2 separate regions of the Homo sapiens genome follow, and region 1 is linked to region 2. Evidence: chromatin contacts called from ENCODE Hi-C or POLR2A ChIA-PET data. All regions are on one chromosome and are shown on one strand. Each heading gives the region's core, a stretch centred on a gene start or an enhancer-like site at or near the end of the contact. The rest is flanking DNA. Distances are from core to core; before and after follow the strand shown. Region 1 overlaps PARD3B (par-3 family cell polarity regulator beta). Region 2 holds the start of PARD3B (par-3 family cell polarity regulator beta).

The links. Hi-C counts contacts between places; a loop is a spot of excess contacts on that map. ChIA-PET counts read pairs that join two places held with the same protein, here RNA polymerase II (POLR2A). Pooled maps may share reads with other maps.
Region 1: a loop to region 2 is called in a map of PC-9, with 4 times the contacts of the local background. The contact joins the enhancer-like site here to the promoter of PARD3B in region 2. A Hi-C loop is called at or near these places in 6 of 168 maps with a recorded cell type or tissue (Caco-2, PC-9, endothelial cell of umbilical vein and 3 more) and 4 of 50 pooled maps. POLR2A ChIA-PET finds 5 or more read pairs at or near these places in 2 of 52 experiments (AG04450 and PC-9).

The regions. Positions count from the first base shown.
Region 1 is chr2:204,663,094-204,667,047 of GRCh38, reverse strand. The region is part of intron 1 of PARD3B (par-3 family cell polarity regulator beta); the gene reads right to left. Among named protein-coding and RNA genes, the nearest start is that of PARD3B, 120 kb to the right of the region's middle. RefSeq lists an enhancer at 1,753-2,320. Within about 2 kb of position 1,592, at least 4 of the 41 ENCODE cell types and tissues checked have a DNase peak (open chromatin) inside an H3K27ac peak, as active enhancers do; they include PC-9, where a contact is called at or near this core.
Region 2 is chr2:204,543,185-204,546,831 of GRCh38, reverse strand. PARD3B (par-3 family cell polarity regulator beta) reads right to left here and starts at 1,357. Exons shown (of 23, transcript NM_001302769.2): 1 at 713-1,357. The coding sequence starts at 832. RefSeq lists a silencer at 1,321-1,370.

The sequences.
Region 1 (3,954 bases), core at 343-2,842, 120 kb before region 2:
GGACATAAGCTGTCTCCCTTATATTCACACCATTCAATGCATATGTCCAGTTCTCAGTTTCCTTTGTCAATCAGCATCTTCTGCTCAGCCTTTACATCCAAATCCCTCAATGTTCACTCAGTCCTAGATACATGACTCTACTTTTCCATATCTCTGTTTTCTCTCCAGTAAGCTCATCTACCGCTAGGACTTTAACCTGGATGGCTCCCAAACACATTTCTACCATGACTTATTACTGAGGGCTCCAACCTTACATCTCAACATAGATGCCTAAACCTACATGCCCAAAACTGAGTGCATGGCATTCTACACCTTAGGTGTTTTTTTTTCATAGCAAATGGTGATAGTTTCCCACTTGTGTGAGCCAAAATTCTAGGATTCATCTATACCCCTCTCTATAACCCCCCTTATGATATCCATCGACAAATTCTATTGACTTTATCTTCTAAATCTATCTCAAGCTGTTCACTTCCCTTCACTCTTACAACTACTCTCTGGGCCAAGTTAACCATCATCTCTTGCTCTCACTACAGCAATAGCCACCTATTGGTTTCTCTACATCGACTCACTTTTCTCCAAATATTCCATGCCCTTCCTATAGTGACATATTTGGAGTCCTACTACTGCTTTAATCCAAAAAGCCCTTCTCCTTTGCTGAAATTACCTTTTATTTTTCCCTCTCTAGTTTAATATTAGAGAGTATCTCTCTAGGTCCAACCTTCATGACTCTTCATCTCACATATGAATCCTTCCTCAGTTCTCCAATTAGAATTAATTTATTATTCCATCGCACCCACCATTACCTTGTTCACATTTTGATTACATCTATTATTTCATTTTGCCTCTATGATTAGTTGCTTATTTGTTTCTTTCTCAAGAGCAGGGGCAATGTCTTCATCAACTTAAAATGCTTTACTCCCCCACTTGAGAGCCCAATCCATCATTATAAAGATTGCCTGGGCTCCACAGGCAGTCAAGTCCATTACTACTGGTGACTGCTGCATGGAAAAGATCATCATATTCAGACAAAGAATGGTTAGTACCAGAGTAAGTTCAAGAAGGAAAATTCATACCAGTAGGCATCAGGCAAACTCATTCATCATTCCATAAATAGTTACTGAACAGCTTTATACTCTGTGAGAGGACAATGTCACAGTCACAAACTCTTTAAAGTTTGCTATATCACATATACAGCCCAAGATATTCCTTGGAGCCCTCTAAAACTTGGTAAGAAGTACGCTAATCGATGCCTATGTTAGATCTCATTTATCCCACTAATTTCTAGTTTCTTGCAACCACAGCTTTCTTGTGAGAATACTTATAAAAATTACCAGTTAGAGGTCACAGACTGTGTCATCAAAAAGGGCCTTTCTTCTAATTACTTCATTTTACAGATGAGGAAATTGAGACCCAGATTTTACACACTCCCTGAGGTCACAAAATTGGCCAATGGCACAGCCAAGATCATAGCATGATTTCCCTGAGTCTTGGTCTAGTGAGTTGGGACTCAATGATCTGTGTAAAACAGAAGGGATCATAGGCGTGGATAATTGGAATGGCTGGAATTTTTCATCCACTGGTTGAGGAATGTGACTCACTCCCTCTAAAATAAGAAAATCTGCCATTGGGAGTGGGACCACAGCCCTGAACCAGATGCCACAGAAGAGCCACACCAGGAAGAGCATCCTTGTTCCTCTGGCAGAGCCCTTCTAGTCCTTTTAACAGGAGCCAAACAGCTTGAGGGTGGGTCATTCCCAGGCAGAGACCCCACCTATAATATGGTCAAAAGATATAGCTTATTATTTGAGGCTATCTCAACACCTTTCACAACTATATGCATATATTTGAGTCATTTTCTAAACCCTAAAATGGGAATATCTTATATTTTCTAAAGATTTTGAAAAGCTGAGATGAAAGAACAAAGACAAAAAAAAAAACAAAAACAAGAAAATCATAGCCACAAACATGATTACCACACTGCAGTATTCTGAAGAGCCACTCCCCACCACATTCTTAACATTCCTAAATCAGTACAAACATTTTCTCTACAGTCTTCATGAGAGCAACGGATTTGCTAAAACTGAACCTAGAAAATATTTACATATGCCAAAGTTCCTATTAAATGCTAGGCTTTTAAACTAATGCCCAACAAACATGGTAAAGAATGAGATGAAAGAAAAGGAGAGAGTGAGAAGACACTGATTATACCTCAAACTGTTTCAGGCTACCTCATCCTGTATGCATTCACTAATGAGCTCAGAAGAAAAATTCTGACTATTTCTGCTCTCTGACATTCACATAGCTTACAGAAAACTATTATCAGGAAATATAGCCAAAGAAATAAGCCCTGCTAATGAGTCCAAATTCTCAAAAGCTATTTGCCTATAAGTTCTTCAGAATAGATTTTACCAGAGCCAAAATGTGCTTAAAAGGAAATTTCCTTAAAACCCAGGATCCATTTTTAAGTGTGTGTAAATAAAAATATCCTTTTTATACAATGCAATGTCACTTACTATCATGTCAAACTGGAAAAAAAAATCAGCATTCAATATAGCAGACCAATGATCAAAACGTAACTAACTTTCAGGGAGGGTGGTAAGCATTTAGTTATGCCCCGTCTGGCAAAAATTTTATTTGCTTTATGTTACTTGCAGGCCACAACTTCTCCAGCTCATCTGGTGCATGCAAACACAACAGACACTCCCAGATGAAAATAATATATGGTTTCTCCATTACTTGAAAAACAAAAAAGACTAGTATCTGAGAGCAAGCAATTGATGCTCTATTCCATATTCAATCTTATCACCCCAAATATTTTCTGCCTTGTCATCTATTTTTGAGATTTGAGTTAAGAATGAAGGTTCTCAGAATAAAACCTATCCACTGGCATTACTACCCAACATATATGTAAGCTATTAGACAGTCATGGGGTTAGAACATATCCAAGCCACAGTATTAGCCTCAGGTCATAAATCAAATAAAAATCCCACCCAATTAAGGGCCCTATTCTTTGAACAATATGAGTTTACTGTCATGTTTGGATACTGAAAAGAGTTTTTGCAATCTGTTTCTCATCTGCTGTCCATTACTTGTACACTTAAAAAATGTGTTTTACAACTTCAGCGAATGCACACATGCCAAAAACACCACTTTTTAAAATCATGGGGGCATGAATTCACACTATAATAATGCAACCGTATATGACAGCTGAAATCAGATCTGTAAATGTCTAATTACCAAATTTATAAATTATGATTTTTAAAATAGTTATCTACTATGTCCACACAGTATGGTAGCTGCTATCTACAAAACGAGATTAATCTTCCCTACAACACTTACGGGTAAATATTAACACTCTCCTACAGACAAGAAAAATAAGGCTCAAAGAGGTAGCTCACCTCACAGAAGGTGAAAGAGCTGGTAAGAGGAGGAATCACACCTGGAGTTTGTAAGCCCAGGTCCAATGCCGCATTTCAAATACTTCACCTCCTATCCATCTACCTTCAATACGATCTTTATATTTTAAAATCCAAGCCAACTAATAAGTGTCATCATTTCCTTTATCTGGTAAAAATCAGTACAATAGGTATGAGTTTAGGTTCCAGAAGTGTTTTGACTTTAATACTCACATTTCCCAATATGATTGTAAGTTCAGCAAATACCTTTAAGCACTGACACTGCAACTAAGGGATGCGGGTGATATTCTCACTGTCATGGCACTAAAATTCAGTAGAAGGATGTGTCCATGCAGAGCTCAGGATACCTCATAGGGAACCTCAGGAAGCCGAGGCTAGCTCACATGAGAATGGCAGGGTGGGCAGCAATGGGCAAGACAGCAGGTACGAGCCAGCTGTGGCCCAACAAGTAGGGCCAGCCTGGGGAAAACAGTAACCATGGTTACAGCTTGGATTAAGCTCATGTCTACATGTTCGTCATGGCGAACTGGGATAAGGA
Region 2 (3,647 bases), core at 108-2,607:
GTTCCTGACTTCAGCTACAGAGCTAGGAACGTCTTTCTCATTTTAATAGTCACTCAGGACCTGACAACAGCCCACACACATAGTAAATGGTCATAGAATCTGTGACATTAAACTGAAAACACTCAAAATGTAGACAGGTTGGCTAAGCAAACAGCATGCTCCCACCTGTGTTCCTGCCCAAGTCACTGAGACAGGGCAGCTCACAAGGCTGAAACTCCAAAGGCCCCATCAGTTGTAACTTCCGAGTATGTGTCACTTGCACAATCAACTTTCTAACTCCAAGGAGCCTAAGTGAGGCGGGCCTTAATGGGTCAAAAATCACACTTAGGTGAGCAGCACCTTTTAAGACGTTCCCTCAAACAAGTTCTAAACCAGTGGTTCTCAAACTTCAGTGGGCATTCCAATCACCTGGGGATCTCGTTAAAGAGCAGATCCTGAGTCGGTGGGTTTGGAGAACTGCCCATATTGGGCAGTTCTAAGAAGCTCCCAAGAGATTCCAATGCTGCAGGTCCACTCACGACCCTCGGAGCTCAAGGCCCACAAACACCCAAAGACACCCACATCACTGATATTAGCAATAGACAACAGCTGCAGCTACAGGCAGTGCCCCATAATCCCCTGGGTTTTCTGCATCCCCTGAGTGTCGCCACCGGGTCGCACCTGGCAGGTGCCTTGGCTGCAGCCGCGCCCCACTCCTCCGCGCCGCGCTCACCTTCTCCCGGGTCTTCAGGTACCGCTGCAGCGCCTGCTGGGTGAGCTCGCCGACGCGCAGCTGGCCCTCCTTGCAGGGCACCACGATGCCCGTCCTGCCGAAGCACACGGTCACTTTCATCCTGGCCCCCGGCGACCACGCCGGGCCGGGCCGAACAGGTGTCTGACCCCGCGGGCGCAGCCCCCACTCTCGGAGGACGCCCGGGGCGGGTGGGCCCAGAGACCCGGGGCGCCGCTCCCCGGAACACCCTGAGGCCCGGAGGCTCGCGGCAGCGCCCCTTCCACCTGGCCAGGCGGCAGGTGGCGGGAATCGGGGAGGGGCGGCCGCGGAAAGGGGTTACCTCCCAGGTGCCCGGCGGCCCGGGACGCGGCAGCTCCGCGGCACCGGCTCCTCCTCCTCCTCCTCCCGCTCCTACTCCTGCCCGGCCCAGGCGGCTGCTCCGCGCCCACCAAAGCGAAACTGCCGGCCCTGCCCTGTCGCTGGTCCTGGCCCTGGCCCTGGCCCTGGCGGCGTTGGCAGGGCCGGCCCCAAGCCGGGGGCTGGAGTGGGCGGCGGCGGCGGCGGCGCACGGGGCCAGAGTTGGGAGGAAACTTTTGCGCCGGCTCCCAACTCCTCTGCGGCGCCCGCGCTCTGGGCTCCTGCGGTCCCGGCGACGGCCTGGGCCCGGCTCTTAAAGGGGCCGCGGCGCTCCCGGGCCCCGCCGCACGCTGGGCGACGACGTGCCCCGGCCCTGCGGGCCAGTAACTGGAGCCCGGGAGCCTCGTCTCGTCACCTGGGTCTCTCCCTGGCTCTCTCCCTCTCGCACGCATGCACACGGAGCTCTGGGGAGTTGTAAGGGGACCTGAGGGCTACACGCTCGAGGATTGAAACCGGATCTCAGAAAGAACACCCGAGGGAAGAGCGAGGAGACTGCAGAGCTGCGCCCTTCACAGGAGGGGACTGCAGCAAGATGCAAAAGGAGCCCAGGAGCAGGTGCTTCTAGTCACGCCCACCAAAAACACCCAAGGGGCGAGGCTGCCGGGTGCGGAGATGCAGGAGTGCCCCGAGGGCCTGTTAGGAACTCGCCTTAAGCACAGCCCGTGCCGCTGCCATCAGGAGCCCTGGGATAGCAGAGCTGAAGCGAACCTTGGAGAGAACGCGCCAGTGGAAACTTTTCCTTTTACAGACCCTCGAGGACACTGAGTATTTGGCCAAAGGTCACACCCAAGACCCAGATATGATCGCGTGTGTTGACACATAGCCTTCTGGAATGCGACTACCGTTGTGCATTTTATTAGGAAAAAAAAAAGTTAACACCCTTAGGCTCATGATTTGGCAGGTGTGTATCCATCACCAATTGAAATGGGAATATGTGGGGGAAACCAACAAATTACGTTAGTTTCATTCTTAGCTCTCATGTAAATGAGCTCCTTTGAGCTTAACAACTACCCGGTAGGTAGATATTATTCTTCGCATCTTGTGCATCAAGAATGGTGCTCGGAGAGGTCAAGAGACTGAGCAGACCATGGTGTTAGTTCTGTTGAAAAGAACTCAGGTCTTCTGAGCTCAATCTCTGGTCTCTCCCTGCAGTTTTCTTAGCCATCCAGTTCATCCAGCAAGACCCTCAGGGCTGCATCATGTGTTTCTCTACAGAAGGATGTGCTCCTATGTGGACACACTTAAATTGAACGTGAATTGCCTAGGATGGTATGATAATGCAGAGGAGATTAAATTCATGGGTTTCAAGAGGTTTTTTAAAAAAATAAATTTTAGCTCATTCATACATTCAGTAAGTATATATTGGTTGTCTTCTATGTATAGAAAGTCAGTGGCAAACCAAGAGGATCACGTAAACCAAGTCCATTGTAATTTGGTTGTAAATCCAATACAAACTAATTTACATTTAAATAAACCAAAGACAGAATTGATCACCTCATAAAATCAGAAGATCCAGAGGGCACTCCATTGAGGCAAGGTTGAAAGCAGGAACTCAAACTATGTCCTCAGGGGCCAGCTAGCTCTGTCCAGCTCTTAGCTCTATCTGTTCCTCAGTGTGGTCTCCATTCTCAGGCCAGCTCTCTTCAAAGGAGACACTTTATCCTCTTTTTAGAGATGAGGAGCTGAGGCCAAAGGAAGTTAAATGATTTAGTTAAAATCTCATTCTTAGAAAGTAGCAGAGGCTGGCTTAAAACCCAGGTCATCTGATTCCAGAGTCTTCATCGTAACTGCTGTGCTGTTTCTTACATGAGAAGTACCAATGAGTGAATCAAACAAACAAATAGATACTGATGCCGTGCATTAATGTGTGGCCCTCACTTTTAATATTCGGTATTTCATGGACCTATAGAATGGTACAGAGCAAAGATTTTCCACTGATGAAATAACTTTGCATGTTGCCATCCTTCCTGCATCGTGGCTTTTTGCTTTACAGTTGCTCCAGACTCATTTTCTTCTGCTTGGGTCATGAATAGCTCCTCCTCTTCGCCACAAATTCCCTCTTAGCCCAGCTTTAGCTCCTTCCCAATATCTAGAACCTCCCACCCCAAGTCCTGGCTTTGATAATCCCCAAGTGAACCATAAAGAACACTCCGGCTCTCCCAGTTCCACTTGGGAAGTTGGAATCGGGACCTAGGGGATGCAGCAGAGGCCATGCCATTGTGAGATGAAGGAAGAGATGACTCTAGACAAGGATGTGAACAGTGCATTGTGCAATCCTGTACACCATGGGGTGACCTTTTATAGCCCTAAGTTAGTATGAAGAGTTTAGTGTTTACATTTCATGTTTATTAAATAGCCAGGTTTAATTTGTTATTCAGCCTCATCACAGCATATATAGAAACAATTTACCATATATTATCAAGGGATTAAAAAAAAGAACACAATTGCAACACACAGTCATTCATGCCCAGCAAATTCCTAAATCAATATTTCATGCCCCATGGGACCTCCTGGGCAG